2 separate regions of the Homo sapiens genome follow, and region 1 is linked to region 2. A link is a loop called in an ENCODE intact Hi-C map of the cell type or tissue named here. Cell type or tissue: HepG2. All regions are shown on one strand. Links, peaks and the distances in the headings refer to the core of each region. The heading gives the core; the rest is flanking DNA.

Evidence for each region. Peaks named below come from ENCODE experiments on the same cell type or tissue, not always from the same donor. Only the 100,000 strongest peaks of a DNase experiment are listed, where the experiment ranks them.
Region 1: it touches region 2 in a loop (2.7-fold over the local background); 19 of 110 quality-filtered maps call a loop at or near these places.

What each region holds. Positions count from the first base shown.
Region 1 is chr21:34,902,088-34,913,118 of GRCh38, reverse strand. The region is part of intron 2 of RUNX1 (RUNX family transcription factor 1); the gene reads left to right. Among named protein-coding and RNA genes, the nearest start is that of RUNX1-AS1, 71 kb to the right of the region's middle. RefSeq lists an enhancer at 4,433-4,727. In HepG2, for the core only: no CTCF peak of the experiment used is centred there; DNase peaks (open chromatin) are centred at 2,578 and 4,478.
Region 2 is chr21:35,034,156-35,045,186 of GRCh38, reverse strand. The region is part of intron 2 of RUNX1 (RUNX family transcription factor 1); the gene reads left to right. RUNX1-IT1 (RUNX1 intronic transcript 1) reads left to right here and starts at 5,761. Exons shown (of 1, transcript NR_026812.1): 1 at 5,761-7,262. RefSeq lists an enhancer at 509-608. In HepG2, for the core only: no CTCF peak of the experiment used is centred there; DNase peaks (open chromatin) are centred at 4,346, 4,956, 5,426 and 8,486; H3K4me3 peaks cover 334 bases.

The DNA.
Region 1 (11,031 bases), core at 1,378-9,377, 130 kb after region 2:
CTGGGATTACAGGTGCCCACCACCACCCCCAGCTAATTTTTTGTATTTTTAGTAGAGTCAGGGTTTCACTATGTTGACCAGGCTGGTTTTAAACTCCTGACCTCAAGTGATCCACCTGCCTCAGCCTCCCAAAGTGCTGGGATTACAGGCGTGAGCCATCACGCCTGGCCTCTCCTGCCATTTCTATGCCTGCTTCTAGATTAAACTAGACCAGGTGAAGGCCCCCCAGCCCCACCCCAAGTGAAAGGCCAGGGGCTTCTCCCCACACCCTAGTTTGCATCGGTTTGGAATGTTGAGCTCAGATCCAATCACTACTCATCTGTTCATATCCTATCTGTCATCACACATGTCCTGTATATCTGGAAACAATTACGTGACTGATCCGGAGTTTCAGGTATGCATCAGATGTGTGCTTTCCAAATGCCTGCATCTCAAAGACTAGGAAGGCAATGGGAACAGTCTTCTGAGGGTGTAAAAAGAGGGACCCAGGCTGGGGCAATGGGACTGAGGGGACTATATAGATGAGTCTTCCTTGCTGTGTTTCTGTAGTTTTGACTTGGCCAGAAATGTTTTCCATCGGAATGAGAAAAACCATATATTTGCATAACCAAAACATCGGTGCAATATGTTAAGCAGAGGCCTCCTCGACCTACTGGCCAGTTGTGGTTGCCACTATGCCAGAAACTCAGAAGTGGTTGCTTAGGTTGTTGACCGCAGCAACCTCTAAAGCCCTCAGGGCACCCAAGAGTATCGCAAAACAGAGAGGACGGGTGATGGAGATTTCCCAGGCTTCTAGCCTTACTGCCACCCAGTGATAGAAGAGTAAGTAGCAAAGGAAAATATTTTTTCACCACTCAATGCCTGGCAGTCATCATCTCCTTGCTCTGAGATCTAGGATGCCTCAGGGTACGTAGGCTGGAGGAGGTGGCAGCTACAGTTCATTGTCATCGATTGATTCATTCATTCTTAAGAAGTGTCTGTTGACTATCTACTCAGTTCCAAGCACTTTTCTTGATGCTGGGCAGTGAACAGGACAAAACTTATCCTTCACTCCATCCACTCCCTCTGTCACTTGGAGGATGGACAACAAATACATAAACACAGAAATCAAATAAGACAAATGCAATGGTGAAAAGAAACCCGTGCATGTGACATGATAGTTGTGATGGTTCAGGGGTAGGGAGCGGGGTTACTTTACCCATTACTTTAGTAGATGACGGTTGAGCAGCCATGGGGAAAACTGGGGGAGTTTAGAGACAGGAAAGTGGTCCAGGCAGAAGGAAAGCCCCTGAAAAGGTCCTGAGGCAGAAAAAGCTTGGCGCGTCTGTGAGACAGACAGAGGCTATGGCAGAGCAAGCCGAGGGAGACAGGTGCTCCCAGGTCTAGGTGATGGGCTGGGCTGGTTTCCTCCAGGGCCTGGAATTCTGAGTGCCCTGGAAAGCCGTCAAGGAGTTTGGGTGGAGGAGAGACACAATCTAATGTGTATCACTCTCTGGCTGCTTTACTGGAGTGGGGCAAGGGCAGAGCTGGAAGGATGGCCAGGGGTTCACTGCAGTGTGGGGAGGAGACATTCGCTGCCCAGGAGGGTTGGCTGCAGAGGCTGTTCCTCTTTTCTCCCAGCCACAAACTCCAACCCTGAGCAGACTGCAGAGGGTTCCTCTATCTGAGTATGGGTTCAAATGCAGCTGTCAGGCACCTTGGTGGATCTCCCATTCCTCTGTCCTCATGTATGTAAGATCTCCCTCCCAGGGTTGCTATCTATGAGATGTCTGGTAATAGACGCAGGTGGCAGCTGTTGTTAATATCACCTTTGTTCCTTACCTGATCCCAATAAATGTATTGTCGACATTGATTTTCATCAACCTTTATTCAGCAAATATTTGTTAAGCACCTACTCTTCTTCTCCTGGGTCCTGTACCACCACTAGAAGCAGCTGTATGATGCATATCAGGAAGAGACCCCTTCCCACCTAATGGGATAGCTCGTCCTGCCCCCAGTGAACTCCAAAAAATGCTTTCTGTGCCCTCTTTGCAGGCCTTTTACTGAAATATTATGCGATATTTAAATAAAACATCAGTATGAGCTAATTGGAAGGCTGAGGCAGGAGGATCACCTTGAAGCCAGAAGTTCACAGCCAGCTGGGGCAAATAAGGAGACCTCATGTCTAAAAATGTTTAAAAATTAGTGGGGTGTGGTGGCGTGTGTCTGTAGTCCTAGCTACTTGGGAGGTTGAGGTGGGAGGAGCCCTTGAACCCAGGAGCTGGAGCCTGCGGTGAGCCACTGCACTCCAGCCTGGGCAACAGAGTGAGACCTTGTTTCAAAAAAAAAAAGAACAACAATAACATAACGACAAAAAATACAAAACACCAGCATTTGCATTCAGAGTCCTGACTGGAAGCATGTGATTCAGGAGCAAGCCCGCCCTGGACATGGTCCTGGCCTGGATGAGGACTGAGGCTGGCATCCACTCACAGGGCAGCACCTGGACCCTGTCCAGCATCTGAAGAGGGCTTCATCTGGCACAGAACAATTGCAGGGTTTCACTGGGGAAGAGCGAGGCTTTCTGTCTCACCCTCATGTCCAGGGCTGGTGACAGAGAGGACAAAGGGCAACCGACAGTGGCTTTTGCCTCTGCATTTAGCTTTCATTATACAGTTCTTGACTTCAGAAAGACAGTTCATTTGTTTCTTAGTTCCCAGAAGCCAAAATGAATTCTGTACCAGAAAAAAAAAAAACAGTTCTGAAAATTATCTTCATTGCTGGAGTTTCTATCAGGAAATTACCAAAAGGAGAAAAATAGGACCTGGGAGAGTCCTGAGTGCTCCAGCCAGTGAGGAGAAGGTGGAGAAAGCAAGAGAAGTTGGAGCCCTTTGCTGGCTTGCCAGAGACTGGGAGCCACATGGATGTGGTTTCCCTGCAACAGAAGGCTAAGGGTGAGCTGCAAAGTCTGAGAACCCACTGGGAAGACAGCACTGAACTAGGAATATGGCGAGTGTTCCAGCTGGTTTGTAGAAGCTGACTTCAGAGCCAATTTATGCAAATCTTGATTTGTTTAAAACTACATTAATCACTGGCTTCTTTCAGTGGCCAAGCTGGCCTGTAGAAGTTCCTCACACTGCAAAACACTGGGGGCAGCCCAGGCACAGCTTGGTAGATAATAGTTGAAGAAGAAGGAGGAGGAGGAAGAGGCGGAAGGAAGCAAGGAGGGAGGAGGTAAAGAAGAAGAAAGGAAAGAGGAACTGGAGGAGCAGGAGGAGGAGGAGGAGACAATGGAGATCATGGTGTGAGCAGAGGAAATTTGATGAAAGGACCCAGAACCCTAAAGATTAAGTTTTAGTCTTGCTAAAATGTATCAGCTTGGCTATACTTTGCAACAATGAAACAAGCTCATCTCTCATGGAGGATGGCCCTCTGTAGCCAGAGACCCGGGGGACTTGCCTAAGGCAGTCTTCCAGACTCAGCTGAAGAGGTCACTCTGGAGAAGTGCAGGTTATCAAATAGAACACCATCTTTTTTTTTTTTTTTTTTTTGAGGAACAGTGACCTGGTCTGTATAAGAAAGTGATACTCTGTGTTTGTAGCCACATGTGAGCTGCACTGAGAAATTGCCTCTGTGCCCAGAGAAGGAAGGAGTACCACCTTCTTCATCTATCCCATCCTATATTTTCACTGTTGCAGAGGAGGGTTTGATGTGAGACATGCAAAAAATGACAAGGGAGGAACAAAGTAATAAACCTATCTGATGTGCTCCAAGTGGATTCTCTCTGTTTTCCACATTTAAAAGATATAAGTGATATGAGCAAGCATTTTAATTCCTCAAGCAAGGTTTGATACTCAGTTCCAGAGATCACCATATCAAAGGCAAGCGAAGCAAGAATCTTAGGGTCGGGTGTACTGTCAGGAGCATGGGGACTGCACACGGGAGTGAACACAGAGTGGTCCTGGTGTACTGTCAGGAGCATGGGGAGCCACACGGATCAGACCCCGAAATTAGCCCTACCTGCAATGCGGCCTTTAGTACAATCCTAGACAAGTTGAACTTTAAGATTCAGGTTTAATTTGTGCAAAACTAAAAGGCATAAATTATTGGTATAGGATAATCTATTGCATTATCTTCTAAAGGTAATGAGATTGTACATCTTACCCCTAGCACACACATACACACACACAGACACACACACACAGACACACCAGCCCCAAGAAAATATAGAAGAAAGGTCAATGGCTCTGTTCCTCTTTCTTTAGAATTATAAGATAAGCCTGTTACATATCCTGAATCATTGGTCCCATTCTATGTATATGCAAAAGAAGTTCAAAGGCTGACTTTGACAAAGGGTGTTTGGAGAAGGATGATAAAATGTGTCTGATAAAACAAACACAAAAGACTTTTGCAATAAAGACCTACAAATTGGGAAAGCAGGACTTGGGCAGCAGGGTGTGAAACTGTGTTATCTACAGCTTCAGCACAAAAAGATAGTGGCTTGCAGCAGAAGTCTTTATCTGGCCTTCACAAGAATGGAGATTGCACCTCCCCCGACCCCCCTGTCCACAAAACCCAGGAAACACCTTGCAGAGTTGATGCAATATTTGCTATCCCAGCCCTTGGTGACAGTTAAAATAGTGTTACAACATAAAATTGAGCAACGACCTTGCTGTATCATCCAAGACTATGTTTTATACTACTTTTTTTCCCCGAGGACATTTTGCACATTTTTTAGTTCCTCCCTTACTTTCAGTTCAGATCATTAATGGGAAGAAACATTGTCTCTTCTTCCTTTCCAATACAATTTAAAAATACCTTCCTGATTGACACTTCAGGAAGAAGATTAATAATAGTTACCCTTTTGCATCTCATTGCATTATTTCTTGAGAATTTCAAAGAATTCTCTGTATCTCTTCTTGGAGATGTATCATTACTCTGTTCGAATGACTTTTTTGGGGCTGGAGTTTAATTTATGTGATTGCAATCAGGAAACCACTTTGAAAGGGAAGAAATCCATTTAGCTTTGCATGAGTTGTAAATTTTCTGTAAATACAATTTCATAAGACCCTCCCTTTTTTAAAGAAGTAGCAAAACGGCTCTTGGAGGAGTGGCAGAGCATGGGGGTGGACCACAAATTCACAGGTCAGGGGGTCCCAGATCAGCCACTGTTTCGGGAGCTTAGAAGAGCCACTCACTTTTCAGAGCCTCCTTTTCCCTCTATAAACTAAATGGATTGGACAAAATGTTTGCTAAGAATCTTTTCACCTCTAAACAAAATGACCCAATGTTTGCTAAGAATCTTTTCGCCTCTGAACGAAATGACCCAATGCTATTCCACAGAAGGATGGCCTTCAAAACAGCTTCACTCTGTTTTATTTCATAATAATCCTTCACCTCTCATGACTGTTTAGCTTGACAAGGCACTTCGGCAGTTATGATTTAATTGGTTTTCTTGATAACTTTTACATGGCATGATTTTAGACTTGGCAAAGGTGGAAGCGGAGGCACAGAAAGGAGAACTTCAGAGAGTCACAGGGAGCCAAACACCAAGTCAAGTAACAAATTGAGTACTAAGAAAATAAGACATTTTAGGCTAGAGGCTTGCAAACTTTTTGAATAGCAAGAAACAGTAAGAAGTAAATAGTATGCCAGGGCTCAGGGGAGATACATCAATCAAAAAAAGAGCTTCAGGAAGCAGTATTCACCCTTACTACTGATGAAGCACTCTATTTTCCAGTTATTCTGTTCTATTTCTTCTTCTTACCTTGCTTTTGTTATTATTATTATTAACAACCAATCTATGGGTCACAACCTATTGTTTAGAAGTCACTGTTTAGAAACTTTTCACATGGCAGCATACTTCTTTTTGCTAAATTAGAAGTCTATATCTCCTTCTCTGTGCCCCTTACCTGTGGGCAGATGCTAAGTGGGATTCTCCTGTTTAGGTTTTCTTGCTGTCAAGAGCCCCCAAAGACTGTACACCAGGAAAGTGCTGTCCTTAGAGTCAAGGTTTTCACTGAAGGGGGCACATGACCCTCCTGGCTGACTTTGAATACACGATCAAGTCCTCATGAATAATGAATACTAATGACAATATCAAAACACCTATTTGCATTGTACACTCACTAAAGTCAGAGGGAGAATTGGGGCTGCTCCCACAAAAGGGCACGTGACTCTCTAAATAAAGAGCTTTAATGCATTTTATATTTAAACCATAAGGCCATGGGCTCAAACCCAAACTGAGATGGGCTCTGCTTCTTAAGTACTATTCTGGAAAGGCATTGAAATATTTATCCATCTATCTGGGTTCTGTGTTTCTAAAGCAGTTCCTTTCCTTGTACTGCAATCCAGAGTGGGCCTGTTTGCAAATCCCCTTTAACTGGAGAGTGGCTGCCCTTCAGAAGCAAAAGGAGTCCTTTGGGAAAGTCATTGTCTATGAAACTTATTCAATGAGAACTATGAAGAACAGCCTTTTTTTATTTAAATGCATGTAATTCAAAGATTGTCTACTCTGTGCACTGACTGGGTCAAATTCTTACTTTCACTGCTCCATCTCTATGTGGCCTTGGGCAAGTTGTCTAACTTCTTTAAGCCTTAGGGGATAATTGTTCCTAAATTAATAGTATTACCAAAAGGATTAAATGACATAATGCACAGAAAGCCCTTGCCACAATGTCTGAAGCTCAGAATAGCTCAGTAAATGTTAAGGACCTCTACTATTTGTCCACTAAAATTTGCTCAGTTGTTATAACCCTATTAGCACAAATAAGGCTTTTGCTTTTGAGGAATGAATTCCACAGCTTTCTCTGTCCTCACGGACTAGCAACACTTAATGGATTCCTAGTGACGAACCAACCCAGTTTCTTAAACCCCCAAACCTGTCAAAACCCAGCATAACCCAAATCTAATGCATTCGTAGGCTGCTGTTCTGCTACCCAGTCTCTTCCTGGTATGATAAACTGTTTTCTTGACCAACAAAGCCAATAGTATGTACACTTATATATTAGTTTAAAAAATAGAAAAGTACCACATTTACTTTCGAAAATCCAAAACTTTGTCTCAAAGGGGAATTCAGGTTATTTTCAGAAATACTGAAGCTCCTTCCCTTTTGTTCATAGCAAAATAAACAGACCACCAGGAGAGAGGATTCTTGTTTTATAGGTTGCTATAGAGGAGTTATGTGAGGTATACATACTCAGGGCTTCAACATTTAAAATTTTTAAAGATCAGTAAAGAGAGGATGCTTTTTTTCTAGAGAAGTTTTTATTTTTAGGTTCTGTAGGGGGAAAAGCTACGTGATAAGTTTCAGATGATCCAGCATTTTCTAGATATTTATCCCACACTTAATTTTTTTAGATCCAGATATTTCAAGCTTAGTAAAAACCAAGGAAGTATTAACTTTTGTTGTATCCATTCTCTGTAACTGAAGAACCAATGTGCTTTTATGCTTCCATATAACTTCCTACTTTGTATCCAAATTTCCTAATTTTACTCATAAGCATTCTAGAACACTTTAAAGATGACAAGTTAACAGAATAACATTCTGGCTAAAGAAGTTTTTCTCTTGCTCTTTACCTTAAGGCAGTGTCATATCTTCACTAAAGGAATGTCTTTTGGGGAGAGTGGGATTAATTAAATCTGTGTTTACCATGATCAGAAAAGAGCATCATACACAACGGTGAAAATAAAGCTTACACATAATAACGTTATTTCCTTCTCATTCCCAGTAACGGAGGGGTTAACCTGAAGTCTTAATCCATTTCCACTCTAATTGGGAAAGGTGGGGGATGGGGAAATCATTTAGGTAGCAAAATGAAAATTGCTAGCCTGGATATGCCTGAGGCAAAAAGAAAAGAATGAATTCTCTTGTGAGCGAGATTAGTGAGGGGGAAGAAATATCTACATCTTGCACTTCATTTCATGTTGTCGTTCAATTTGCCGGTGTTAAATAATGACCTCCAGAGCAGTGGGTGAATTGGGAGAAGGGGGCGTGCGGGTCTCCTAGAGTGAGTTCACTGTGCACGGTGTCTGGGCACTATGTGTCTATCATTCAGCTCAATCAGGACCTGACTCAATTTGACAGCGCAGCTCCCAGGTGTAGAGGTTTGCAGACTAAAAGTGGAGCCCCCACTGGCATATTTGGTAAAGTTTTCTTCTTTCCTCCTTAGAAGTCTACTTCATTATTTGGTGTTTTTGGTTAAAGAGAAGGCTAAACAAAATGATTTCTATTTTAGAAACTTTACTATTTCTGCATTAAGGAAAAAGACTTGATCTAGAATATTCTTCTCTAAAACGTGAGGTTCTTCCTAAACCGAGAAGTTGACAATTACAGAACCTCCTAAAACAGAATACTTCTGAAACAATCTTAAAGTCCACATTTATGTAAATATTTGCTGCAGGCCCCCCTTGAGAACTTACCTAGAAGTGCTGTATCAACCAATAATACATTTTAAATTCTCCTCAAAATGGGTATCTTCACATGCATTTGAATTGTTAAGATAACTAGGAAAGAAAAAAATGGGAGTGTGCTATGTAGTTACTTAAGATTAGTGCACTAATTGGTCAGTGGTTCAACTAGAAATGACCTATAATTTATTTTTGGGCTCATTTGTGGTAATATTTTGGTGATCATCTGTTTCTTTGCTCTGGCTGTTTTCAAAACAACCTACTCTGCAAAAATATGTGATAACATTTTTCAAGTGTTGTTTGTATGTTTCTAATAATTTTTGGATGATCTCTGAATATAGATTTCATTGCACGTATAAATATAAATTAAAAATTAGCTATCAAGTCATATCTATTTTCAGATGTTTTAGTTTAATTTTATTAAAAAAATCTTTCCACTCTTTCTCTCTACCTTTCAAAAAGATAACTCTACAGAAATATCACCATTTTTTAATTCAAAAATTCTAGCAAAATTTGCCTTACCTTTTAGAATATAGTTTTAAATGGTAGTATTTTTCTAAGCAAGTCCAAAACAATCATATAAAAAAGTTTAAATCTCACTTAACTATTGTTTGAGAGGTAGACAATGATGTTTTATGAGAAGTCTCCGCAAAAAATGTTTACTATTCCATTTCAATGTATTACCCATAAAAAGGTATCATTTATTGAATATCAATTGTATAATAGTAATAATGTAACCTGAAAATATGTAACCATTACAATACAGATCTTAGCAGTTTCATGAAATTTAGAAAATATAATTACGTAATTAGAGAATAGGATTATTACTTCTATTGTTGCTTTTTCCAGCTATTTTTTATTTCAGACTACAACATGAAATTTTAAAGTTTTTGTAAACTATGGCAATTTCATGACCCCACAAGAAAGCAGGATATTGATAGTCTTAGCCAACTGTTTCTTATAACAGTCTGTTTTCCAAATTTGAAGATAACAGGATTAATATGAAAGTATTTGCCATCTTATCCGAGTGCCTATAGAATACTCTAAGGCTGATATTTGGCAATTTATTATTTAATTGACAAATGTAGATATCTCAGCACTTCCTTCACAGATCAAGACCTTGTAAGCAAGACTGAGATCAAGGTCTTACTCTGGATTCTTGAGTAGACTTTCTATGTCCCAAAACAAATAGGTGATTCGGCACCCAAAATTTAGCTAAAGCTTCTATATTCCCTTTCTAAGGAATTCTGCTATGTTTGTGGGAAATTTCTCTATAGTCTATATGGGATCATAAATAGGAAAAATTTTATTTTAGTAAAAAAGTCACAAATTTGAGGTAGTAACAGTTGTAATAATAATAATGAAGCTTATCTGTTTATTGAATAGGAATTAAACTATATTGTACATCCATATTATTTTTAAACTATTATTTTGTAATATACATAGTGAAACTTCACTAATTTGGTGGGCATGGAGTAAACAGAATTAATCAAAGAGCTGAATTGTAATATTTTTAGTGATTATAATAATAAATTATTTTGGATAACACTGAGTAACTGTGGGTCTATTCTCAATCACCATGTAAATTATAGAATACGATAGCAACATGTCTGTGATTTTCTAGAAGATGCAGAATCTCAGAGTTATTTTTATGTGTATACTTGTTTTAAATCATATCTTCTTGAATCTGCTTTTTAAAACAGGCAATACTTATGTGAAATTAGAGAAAACCTATGTGAAATGGGAAAGTCCTTAAAATGTCCTATCTCTAGTTGATTCTGGGTCCTCTTTTTCCTTCCTGGCCCCTTCCCACTCGAAACCCAAGTTCACTCTAGCCATATGCTGACATGGGTAAGCACCAGACCCGGGCCGATTTCCCACAATTCCAAGTGGCATTTGCATAAATGTTCCTGGAGCTGGAAAACCCACCTTGTCCAAGCCTCTTGTTTTGTGGATGAGGAGGCTGAGGCTGGGGCAAGGTAAGTAACTAACTTGCTCACATGGCTAGTAACAAACTTCCTACAGGTTCCTCTACCTTATGAGATAGTGAGTACTCCTGCACTCAAATATATTGGGGTTCATGTTAATTGCATGAATTAATCCAGTCATCAATAACTCTAAATCTTAAATTTTGAATTTGGAATCTGAGTGAATGATTACCTAGCTATCATTTGAAGATAATATATTTGTGTGTGTGAATCTCATGTATACCTTTATATAGAATATATATGTATTTATGTCTTTATAATATATATTGATGTCTTTACTCCAAGTATCCAAGAATTAGTTGTCCATGTAGAAATTTGCTGTTTCAGCCAGCTTTGGGGTATTTCCTTTGCCTGTCCTGTACCCACCATTGTCCACATTTAAGGTCTAACATAGACCTACCTACTGCTCTACCAGCTCACCAAGGGTCGTCTTATCAAGCTGGTCTGCAGTTAATCCCCTACCCTCCTCCCTTCAAGAACCAATTAAAATCACTCTGTTATTTTTGAACACAAAAGTTGCTTAAGGAAAAAATACTTTCTATCTCATAATTCTCCTAGTGAAAGAGTAAATTATAAACACAAAGAATCCAAATAAATGATTCTGTTTGGGAAGGAGCATTTGCTGTGGGATAGCATGTGGGACATGAGGAACAGG
Region 2 (11,031 bases), core at 1,480-9,479:
CTATCTAAACTCACAATCATGCCTTTGCCATTTAGACTTTTTGCACGCTAAGAAACTGTAGAAAATGACGAGTAATTTTGAAATGTTTAAGTGTTAAAAGAGCAAATGGCAGCCGCCCCAAAGAAACCTCCTCTTGGCTCTGCTTTCTTGGGGAGGATTGTCTTTGTACTTCAGACTGACTTTATTAGTGGGGTTTAGGGGGCTGTAGGAGGCCCCACAGCTGCTCACACACCGAGTACAGGGGCATGGAGCAACCAGTAGCAGAAGCACCTTTGGAAACAGCAACTGACCCGATTCTGAATGGCAAGAAGCCTTTCTGAGCTTTTGAAAGCAAATGAGTAGCTGAGACGTTCCTACATTCTCTCAAAATAGATCCGAAAGATGTGCTCAGAAAATATGTAGCCCTTTACTGAGAAATCAAGCCTGGTGAGATGCTGGGACAGAGGACGGCTGCACAGCCGCTGTGCACACACAGACTTTAATAAGGAGCCCAAGGCCTAGAGAGAAGAGTCTGGAGGCATAAGAGCACCTGCTATTAGAGAAAGCAATGGCAGGAGGTCTGTGCAGGGAATGTGCTCAGATGACACAGTGATGGCCTTTTCTTTCTTTTCTTTTTTCTGGCTTTCATCAAATAGCATATAGAACTTCTCTCTTGAGCCTTAGTTTCCTCATCTGCAGAGTAAGGATTGCAATAGTACCTGTTATTAAGGTAGCTGTGTGGACCGAATTAATCTGTGTAAGGTGCTTTGCCCAGCCATATAAAGTAAGCAATAAATCTGAATGGTGGCTATCAATGTTCAGTTATCTAAGAAGGCAGCCAGTCAACCGCTGTCTGCTCTAGGGAGGGAGAGGTCACAATGCCCTGGAGGACATTACAGGAGGCTCCCTGGAGAGAGGGACACAGGAGTTGGGGGAGGGGAAGTTGGGAACAAAGGAAAGAAGGAAGAGTGGTCTAGGCCGAGAGTACAGCCTGGGCAAAGTTAGAGCTGCAGGATCCCACATGGGCATGGACAGCAGTGGGTAACTCAGTCCACCCTAAGGGCTTTTCACCAGCAGGTCAGCCTTCCTTCCCTTGTGGAAAAAGAACGAGAGCCCTTTATGAAATTCAACTTAACAAGTTTTGATTTTAAATATGGAGGCTAGTTGGGGCAGGATGTCATGCTAAGTCTTTGATCTGAACACACAAGGACAACAGAGATGTCTCTTTTCATTGAGACTGCTGGTGTAGCTTTATTTTCTCCAAGGCTCTTCTTAAGGAAAAGGCCATTTTGCCTGTATACCTTTGAGCAGGTTCTCTGGGCCTCTGAGAGACTCCCATTTTCCCTGCTCCTTGGGAACATTTGTAATCATGTACTTTGTCAAAGCCCAGACATGAAGGTAGCTTTGATGGCTTGTCTTGTTGGAGGCAGCAGAGGAGGCCCACACAGGAAACTCAAGCAAATTTTCAGTTTCTCAGGTAACTTCCTAGTGACCTAGATGAGTCAATAGATGTCTTTGTGTCTCATTTGAGTTCTGCAAAATGGGCTAATAATATTCTAGACAAGCTTGCATCTAAATTACCAAGTTCCTGTTGGAAGTCTTTACATGCATCAGAAAGAGGTACCATAAAACACATCACAAATCTTCTTAGCTTAATAACACAAAGCCACTTAAAAATATTTTATTTTCTGTTTAGAAAATAGTTCTCCCATCATTTCACAAATGCAAGATATTTTCCCTCATTTTCGTAATTGCTTTCTCCAACTCCCATTTTTCAAGAAATCTTCAGAAGCTACACTGGTGCCTGAACAGATATTAAAATGTTCAAAGCACTTTTCCCACAACTCTTGTTTCTCGGCCTCCCCTGCTCCTCCCCATCAGATGCCACCAGTCCCCTTCTTTAGCCTTTTTGCTGAGCCTCCAGCCAAGGCAAAGAGGTATGTCTTTCTTGACCTCTTCCCTCTCATAAAATATAATAACTAGGATGTCCTGGAGTGGTAAAAAGGGAGCATTTCCTTTGAGATCTTTGCTGACCGTGAACACAATCAGGGAGTACTTTACGAGAACACAGGCTGGCTCTTGAACACAAAACAGGGCTCAAAACCTCCTGTCACCTTCAACATGCTGGGAGGATAAGCTCAGACACACTGCTCTCACTTGCGCAGGCTTCACTCTTTGTTGGGGAGACACGTGTTATACTCTCTTGGCTCTCTGAATCTCTCTCTTTCTCTCCCTCCCTCATCTTGCAATAACACTGAGTAATGATGCCAGAAAGGAGCCAAGGTGGAGGAATAAACACTAAATCCGAAACATGACGGAAATTATGTATTTTATTGCAGTGACAGAAAGAGTAAGGCCCTTGCTCAGGTTTACCCATGAAAATTATGTTTGGCTGCACGTAGAGAAAAGCTGACCACAGTGGCTTGAGCAGACGGGCAGGAGTTCCAGAGTGAGCAGTCCAGGCTGATACGGTGGGGTGCAGGACACTCCTATGTTTTGGTCCCACCATGCTGAGGCCAGGGAGAGATGGCCTGCACCTCTGATCTGTCCAGGCAGAAAGGACATGGGAGGCCTCAACCCCTTCTTGTGGGTCCTGGTATTTTTATTCAGGAAGGGAAGCCCTTCTCTGCAAACTTTCGCTGACATATTGCTTAGGCCACAACTAGGTCACAGGCCTCTGGCTGGAGGGAACTGAGGACAATGGAGTTGTCACTTTCCAGCCTGGAGAGTGGAGGGAAGCAGAGAGGAAGGTAGCTGGGAGCAGATGTCTCGTGAACCCAGAGCCACATCTGCCAGACCTGGTGACAAAGACAGGCTGTGTGCCTTCCCAGTCATATCTTGTATCATTTGTTTTCTGTGCCAGCTGGGCTTTGGAAACAAATGCAGAGAAACTTTATGTTCTTCCTTCATTCCCTCTTGGAAGTTGCAGATGGATGCCAAGGGTGAATATTTATTGTTGACCCATTGAAAGCAAACTGGACAGGAGAAGGGATGAGGTGGGGGAAGGGGCTAGGTTAAATGGATCCAAGTTCACACCTATTTTCAGTGTCAAAGCCCCAAATCACACTTGAGCGTCTCCTCAAGTTAGAATGAGCAATAGAAAACCAGACAGCCCTGTATCTATGGGAATGTTGCTTGCATCAGAGCCACCACACCTTGCTGTGAGGTTGATCGGTTTCTCGCAGCTGGAAATAGTTGCTTCCCGCCCCCCATCTTCCTCACTCTTTTAAACTCTCAAAAATCCCCCAGCCTCCCAAATTTGTTTTAATTTTTAAGAGAATTCTTTTCTACAAAAGAGGGAAACCTTCTTTCAAATGGCCCTTCATAAATTTCCCTAAAGAGGTTTTTATCTCTGATAGAAATATGAAAAACAGATAACCAGATAATTGCCCTCTATCTAGGCTTTAAACACTTATTCATACATTGAATTTCTGCAAGTTACAGATGATTGTTGCTGTGTGATTACTGGCCCTGTCTATTTCCTCAGCATGGATGCAAATCTTTCTCCCTGAGAAAGTCATTGCTTCGTTAAAAAAAAAAAAAAAAAGAAAGAAAGAAAAAGAAGAAAGAAAGGATGAATGAAAAGAAAGTTGTTATTCAGTTTTTCTCTTGAAATTAGAAATTTCTTTTTGTTTTGCTTTCATTTTGTTTTTCTGCAAGATCGGTGTTCATTTAGAGAATTGTTGATTTTGTATGCAGCACTGCCCTCCCATGCCATGGTCCATATGTGTCCATTTTTTGATGGACTTCTTTTTAAACAATGAGTTCCCCAAGACATTTTTGGGGCCTCAAATGGGAAAGGTCATCACAAATAGAAATCTCAGTTTGCTAGTTGGGCTTGCTCAATCGCTCTGCTGATCTCAGGACTGATGCTGCTTTGCATAAATGCGAAGTTCATGTTAAATTGATTCTAAATCAAATACTCAACGTATTCAGTCTTGAAACATGTCCATTGGGAGAGAGAACTATGCAGCTCCAACATTTTGCAAAGATTCTACTTTGCTTTCTTTGCCAACATCCAACTTTTACTTCTGGGCGTTAGAATACCCTCCGTAGAGACTGTGACTTCTCAAAAGAAACTTTGCTAGTCTCGAATGGAGAATGAAATAATAAGATTTGAGCAATAAATCAAATATAGCCTGAGAGCAACACCACAGAGCAGCCTCTGTCATCTCCTCTCCTTGGGAGGTACGTGGGTCTTGATCAGCTCTCATGTGCTTCTGAAAATGTGTAGGTTTTCATATATATGTTTTTCATTGTTAGTAGATCCTAAAGAAAGACCCAGAAAATCTTGCAGCAGTCAGCTTGCCAGATGGGGGTTATGTTAAAAAGAGCAAACAGAAGTCAGAGCTCTGAACACACCGCAGGGTATTCCATAGTCACATTCCATTGTGGGTGAGTTTTTGTTGTTGGTTTTTTTTTTTTTTTTTTTTTTTGGATGGAGTCTACTAGCTCTGTCACCAGGCTGGAGTGCAGTGGCCCCATCTCAGCTCACTGCAATCTCCGCCTCCCACGTTCAGCCATTCTCCTGCCTCAGCCTCCTGAGTAGCTGGGATTACAGGTGTGTGCCACCACGCCCGGCTAATTTTTGTATTTTTAGTAGAGACAGGTTTTCACCATGTTGGCCAGGATGGTTTCGATCTCCCGACCTCGTGATCTGCCCGCCTCAGCCTCCCAAAATGCTGGGATTACAGGTATGAGCCACTGCACCCGGCCCATCCTAGGTGAGTTTTTTAAGGGAGACAAAAAATGTCAGAGTGGCACTCATTGCTCAAGAGAGAAGCACTTCCCCTTTTACTGTGCAAAATTTTATAATATGTATAGCTATCAATGTTTGTTTCTTATTACTGCCCCAGAATGTGCAAAAGAGAGTTTAGGTCAACTAAGATACATTGGTTTGAGTGCCATTTTTTTCAGGAGCAGTTTTAACACCAACCACAGTTTGCTGCACTTTCTTACACAGCTTCTGTTTGCACTTTGAACTCTGTGCACTGAGCCCCTCATTCCACACCATCTGCAGGCTGCATCTGGGCAGCTTCATCCAGCTCGGTAACAGTCACAGCTGAACTTGACATTCACCCACTTTGAAAGTATAGAATTCATAAAATCTGAAACCACATATGTGTATAAAACCCATGCAAGAGTGGGTAGGAACTAAAAGGAGGAGAAAAAGTAGTCCTCCCCTTCAGGAGTGTTCTCTCTTATCCCAGCCCCTTTCATGTAATGAATGGGTGAATGGGTGAAAATGAAATTATTTAGGCATTGACTGACAGGTAGGAACAGAAACTCAGGCTTCTAGTTTATTATTATTTATTATTATTGAATCTACTGTTTCTAAAGATGAGAATGGCTTTTACTTCCAAAGTTCTAGAGGAGAGGAACAACGTTAAGCAACCTTAAACAAATATTAGCACTGTGAAAGGTGCAGGGTCATATAAAGAAGTAGAAGTGCCGACAATGAAAATTCTATCCAACTGTCAATCATTCCATATCATTACTTCATTTTTTTAAATAAAGGCTGTGTCTCCCATATGCTTCCCTCCAGGTTGTATTCAAAACAAAGAAATAATTGTATTACAGATGTGAATAAATCTGTTTAAAAAATAAGTGAACCCTGAGACATATGAACTATGAGACATTGTTCTATATGATGCTTTGTAAGTTTTATGTGCTGTGTCATAGAGTTATATAGAGTTATGTATATATATAGTTCTGTATAGTTTCAGTTGGCATCTAAAAATTATATAACTTTATTTTTTAAAATCTATAATTATAAATATTTTTAAACTGCTAGAAAGGAAGAGCCGAATATTTGGCTGGAGTGATTTTTAGACATTTCTCTACCTTAGGGCACCAGAGAGGTTCACTTGCCCAGGGTTCCATAGCTGGTTGGTGCCAGAGTCCGAACGAGAAACCAGGTCTTCTCAGCTCCTGTCACCCACAGTTTTGCAGACACTGAATTTATGAGGTGGATTCCATTCAAGCATGCACATAACTAGCAGACACTTCTCCTAATCCTCCTCAATTCCCCTTTGCATTGCTCAGATACCACAATCCTTTGCAGGTTAAATCCCTTCACCTTGTGAACTCATTAGGCAGGGCAATGTATATGAATCCCTGAGTCCTTAAGAACGTCCTTAGGCTGTGTTAGAAATGCAGTTGCCATAGGAGTAACCGGCCCCTGCTGTCATTTGGATGTTCTCTCTTCCCCAAAATCCAGCACCACCTTGGTTAAGCACCCACCATGTGCCTGCCCACCTGGCTCCTTAGGCAATGTTACAATTAACCAGGTTGGTTTTGATGAGGGTCTAGGGCAAAATTTGAACCACCACAACAGCCAATGTGCACATCCATGCAGAGGGTTCAGAGATGGCCTCGGCCAAGGCTGCCAGGCTTCAGCTCTGGAAGGAGCCCTGGGAAGTGGGAGATCTTTGTATAAAAATTGGAACCCAAACTATAATTCCCATTAGGGATATATATGCTCACATCACTCCTGATTCAAAGCTCAGAAGTGGCCTCTCAGGAGAAATAAAGGTCTCTCTCTCTCTCTCTCTCTATCTCACACACACACACACACACACACACACACACACAGAGAGAGAGAGAGAGAGAGAGAGAGAGAGAGAGAGAGAGAGGCCAGCATTCAAAATTCCCATGCTTAGGGAATCCATTGGGACTTCTCCCCAGGATGTACTGAATTCAAGGAAGCTTTCTCTAGGTGTAGCAGAAACTGCTGCTGTCATGTCTCTGCTCACCAGGACGTAGCTTCTCTCTACAGACCTTTATTTCTTTCCCTGGAGGCTTCAGTCCATGTTGAAGTGTAAACTCCACTCAGCTCCAGGAGGAATCGTGTTTTCTTTATCACCAGGGGCTTCTTCTACGAGTTGCCTTTGATAGGGAGGCCAGGAGGAAGATAGGCCCAAGCTCAGGGGTGGGATCGGGGAGCAGGAAGCCTGTGGGCTTTAGAATCGAGGTATTGGTTTCTCCCTGTCACCATCATCCACCACCTGTGTGAACTTGAGCCATTTATCGAACCTCACGGAGCCCCAAGTTTCTCATCTGTAAACAAGGGGAATGAGCCCTACTTTGTATGGTTGTCAAGAGGATTTGAGACAATATGTATAAAGCAATGGACACGCAGAGGAAGTCAATAAGTACAAGGTAACTCTGAAAATGCCACCAAAGGGAGGCTAGGGACAGGAAAGCCATCTCCGCCAACCTCAAGAACGTGGCCCCGAAGCTGTTCCAGGAACTGGGCATGTATGAAGATAAAAAAAAAAAAAGAAATGTCTGCCTCTCTCATCATGTAGCAGTGCAGAAGTGATCTTGGTGCTCTTTGGCAGAAGGCTGAGTTTATGAACTTTAAAACCGATAGTAATAACAGCTAGCATTTATTGAGCATATGCTATGCGCAAGGCACTTGCACCGTTCCAAGCATTTTCTTGCCTTACTGTATTAAAATTTTGGCACAACCCTGTGAGTAGGTGCTCTCATTATTAATCCCACTGAGTGAAGGGGAAGCATGGCCTGCCAAGGTTACGTGACCTGCTTGTGGTTAGGCTGCTGGGAAAGGTGGAGGTGCGGTCCAAACAGAGGCAGTTCCTGCAGCAGAGCCCACTGTCTGTCTGCCCGTGGAGGGGACAGGTCGGTGTTGAGAATATCTGTTTGGCACATGAGGGAGTTTAGCCTTACAGAGCGAAAGGCTTGCCAAGGCCCCATGGACAGGAGGCGACGCTGTGGGGTGGCACCAAGCTGGGGCACTGGCCACCATCCTGGACTGCTTTTCTGACTCTGGATGCATTTGGTGGCTTTATGGCCCCACCACTGGTATCCAGACCTCTCCTGCCCACGTGTTTCTCCCATCAGAACTGAGAGAGATGTTCAGGCAGTTCCCAGACAGCCCACAAGAAACACGCCTTTAAGCCAGGGGTGCTCAAACTTGTTCCCAAGACGATGGTGACATGCTGGGGTGGGGAGAAACCACTGCTATGCCTTCTTCCTGACCGACCAGTTGTTTTCATTTATCAATCTGAGAATCCATCGAAGGTGATATCAGGGTGACATAAATGAGGCACTTCCTGTGACAAACTTAAGGCGACACTTGCTCCCATTGTTGTACAAGGCTGACCTTGCATTTACATGGGCTTGAGAGCGCACCACCTTGAATTTTGTGTCCCAGGTATATCTCTTGCCCTGTCCCAGTCCAGGCCATGGAACACATGTACAGAAGAAACCACAGAGTGATGTACCCAGCAATCAGGGGCCTGCCACCTGAGTCCCTCCTTCAGGGGTGGACCACCCCAACCCTGACTGACCCTAGCCAGGGTTTTCCGTGAAGCTTGCCCCAAACACTTCTCATCCACTTATTCCTGAGGCTAAAATAAAAATCGTAGCCAGAAGCAGTTGTTTCAGCTGTGATAGCAAGCAGTGGCCTCAGTCACTCATGTAAACAGGACCTCATACCACTAAGTGTCAGTGGCATAACAAGAGTTGAGATGCACACGCCTACTGGTTGGCCTTTGAGAATGGCCTTTCTGCAGAGGCATTTGTCATTTCACAAAGTCCATGTCACCAGTCCTCTGACATCATGATAATTCCTTTTGTCAAGAAGTTGGGGTTTTTTTCCCCTTCTTTTCCCCCTTCACCTTTATTGTATAAAAGGCATTTCTCCTCTGGTTATTCTACAACAGACTACTTCAGAGTCACAGAAAGTTCCTTCCCTTTCTGGAGGGGTTCGGCATGCTGAAGGATGCAATCATAAATGACTTTCTCCCCGCAAAGCCTGCTCACAGCCAGCCATGTGAGTGCCCTGATCAATGGAAATGCAGGGGGCTGGCCAGCCTCTCACGGCTGCTCTGCAAACATCTTAATGGGACAAATTAAAAGATGTGCAAGCTAATTATTCTCCACAATAAACAATAATAATATAATAAAATCATAAAGCTCCTTAGGAAAGGAACCTGCTTTTCTTATACAGAATGTACAATTAACAGGAAAGTAAAAATTTCATGCTATAAACTAGAGATTATATTCTGGGCATCCTTGTGATTTGCTGTGCTTCTTCCGGCTTATTTAGCACTTTCTGCACACACGCCAGGGCTCGGTGGCCCACCTGCTCCCTGCTCCCTCTTCTGTCTTCCCTCAGGGATAATGGCCTCCACTGTCACCTTCAGACCCAACTTGGGTTCTTCCTGAGGAGTCCTGGCCCCCAGACCCACAGCAGCCTCTGGGGAGGCCCAGAGTTCCAACCCTTAACCCTCTCAGTTTAGGATCAAACACATCATTTACATGGAAGCAGTTGGAGTTGTTTTAAACAGCCACATCACATCTCTCTATTCCTCTTTTCAATCACAACCACGTGACCTGAAGGAGCAGAAAGCAGAGAGAGACCTGCAGTGAGCCTGGACAGCCCCCACCTGTGCCCCACATGGGTTCTGAATCTGGAGTCCGCGTCAAACGAGAGGGAGAGGGAGGAACCCTTAGTGCTGTCCCGTGTCCTCCGCACTGTTGTCGTGAACAATTCTGGCTGACCCACTAAAGTTATGAGATGATGCCGTTTCATTGTGGCTTATGAATAATGAGAACAAATAACATTCACTTGCAATGGTGTGAGGCACACTGCCTCCATTGTCTCTTTTAATCAAAACCTCACGATATAGGCACAGCTACTAATTCCCACTGGCTAAAAATAAAAAATAAAATGAAGCAAAAACCAGGTTACAAAAGCAGCCCAGGCCACACGGCTTCTAGGAGGCAGAACTCGGTTGGAGTCCAGATTCTCTTCGGCTTTCCCACTCCCATCTGGCCTCTCTGTGATGTGACAGGGTGTGGGGAGGAGAGTTTTACAGGTGCAGCCTGTGGGGTCTGAGAGCCTGTGTTCAAATGCCAGCTCTGTCCTTTCCCGCTGAGTCACCTTGAACAGGCTACTCACCCTTTCTGTTTCTCCCTTTTCCTCATCTGTACAGTGTGACGATGATGATTACCCATGCAGCTGTTGCGAGCACTGAATCAGAAATACATAGAATATGCTGCCCGATACATGGTCGCTATCATCATGGACTTTTCCTTTCCACCCTGATTTGATTTTAAATTGGACACTATTTGACTGGACTTTCCCATTTTCTTCCTTACACACTACCCAAACCAAATCTAACAAGTGAACCCCAAGTGGGTTATCCCAGTGAGTGCGCGTGGTCACTAATGCATCCTTGTACACTGGATCTGTTCACTCCTGGCAGCAAACGGCTGATGCTTGGGATGAGGTGGGGAGTATAACAGGAACAGACTCAGGCTGAGTAGGGGTCTCAGCCCTGGCTGATGTGCCATTGTACCCTGATCTTCCTCCTGTACATCTCTCGGGTAAAATGAGAGAGCTAGTGGCTGGGATTACTCAGCTCCCATGGTCAAGGTGAAAGGCATCATGGAGGCTGAGGATCTGCCCTCTGCTCACACCAGACAGGGTTTCCCGACCTCGCCACAGTTGACATTTGCAACCGAATCATTCTCTGTTGAGGGGACTGCCCTCTGTGCTGTATGTAGGCTGCTAAGCAGCATCCCTGGCCCACACCCACTAGACACTAGTGACAACCCTTCCCTCCTCATGTTGCCACAACCAAATGTATCTCCAGACATTGCCAGATGACCCCTGAGGGGTAAAATCTGGAATGTTTTTTGGAGAACCACAGCTCCAGAAAGACCTTAGGAACCGAGGTACTGTTGCTGCTTCCCACAAAGAAATAAAATGATGTGGCGGGTTTGACCCTCTTTAGCATGTTTGCCTCCCACACACCTAATTTGACCTCTACCCCACCCCAGCCTACTAATGCTGGCTACAGATGTCCACAAAAACTGACAGTCAGTGTGCAAGGGCATGAAATTAAGACCATCAGCCATGTCCCCGACGTGAAGAGCAGAGAAGAAAAGGCAGCCATGACTCTGGCCTGCTGGCGCAACAAAGGCTTGCCATCTCTGTTATCTACACAGTGGAGACAATTACTCTCCCTAATTTTACAGATTGATGACTGGGCTATAGAGTGGCCAAATATTTCATCC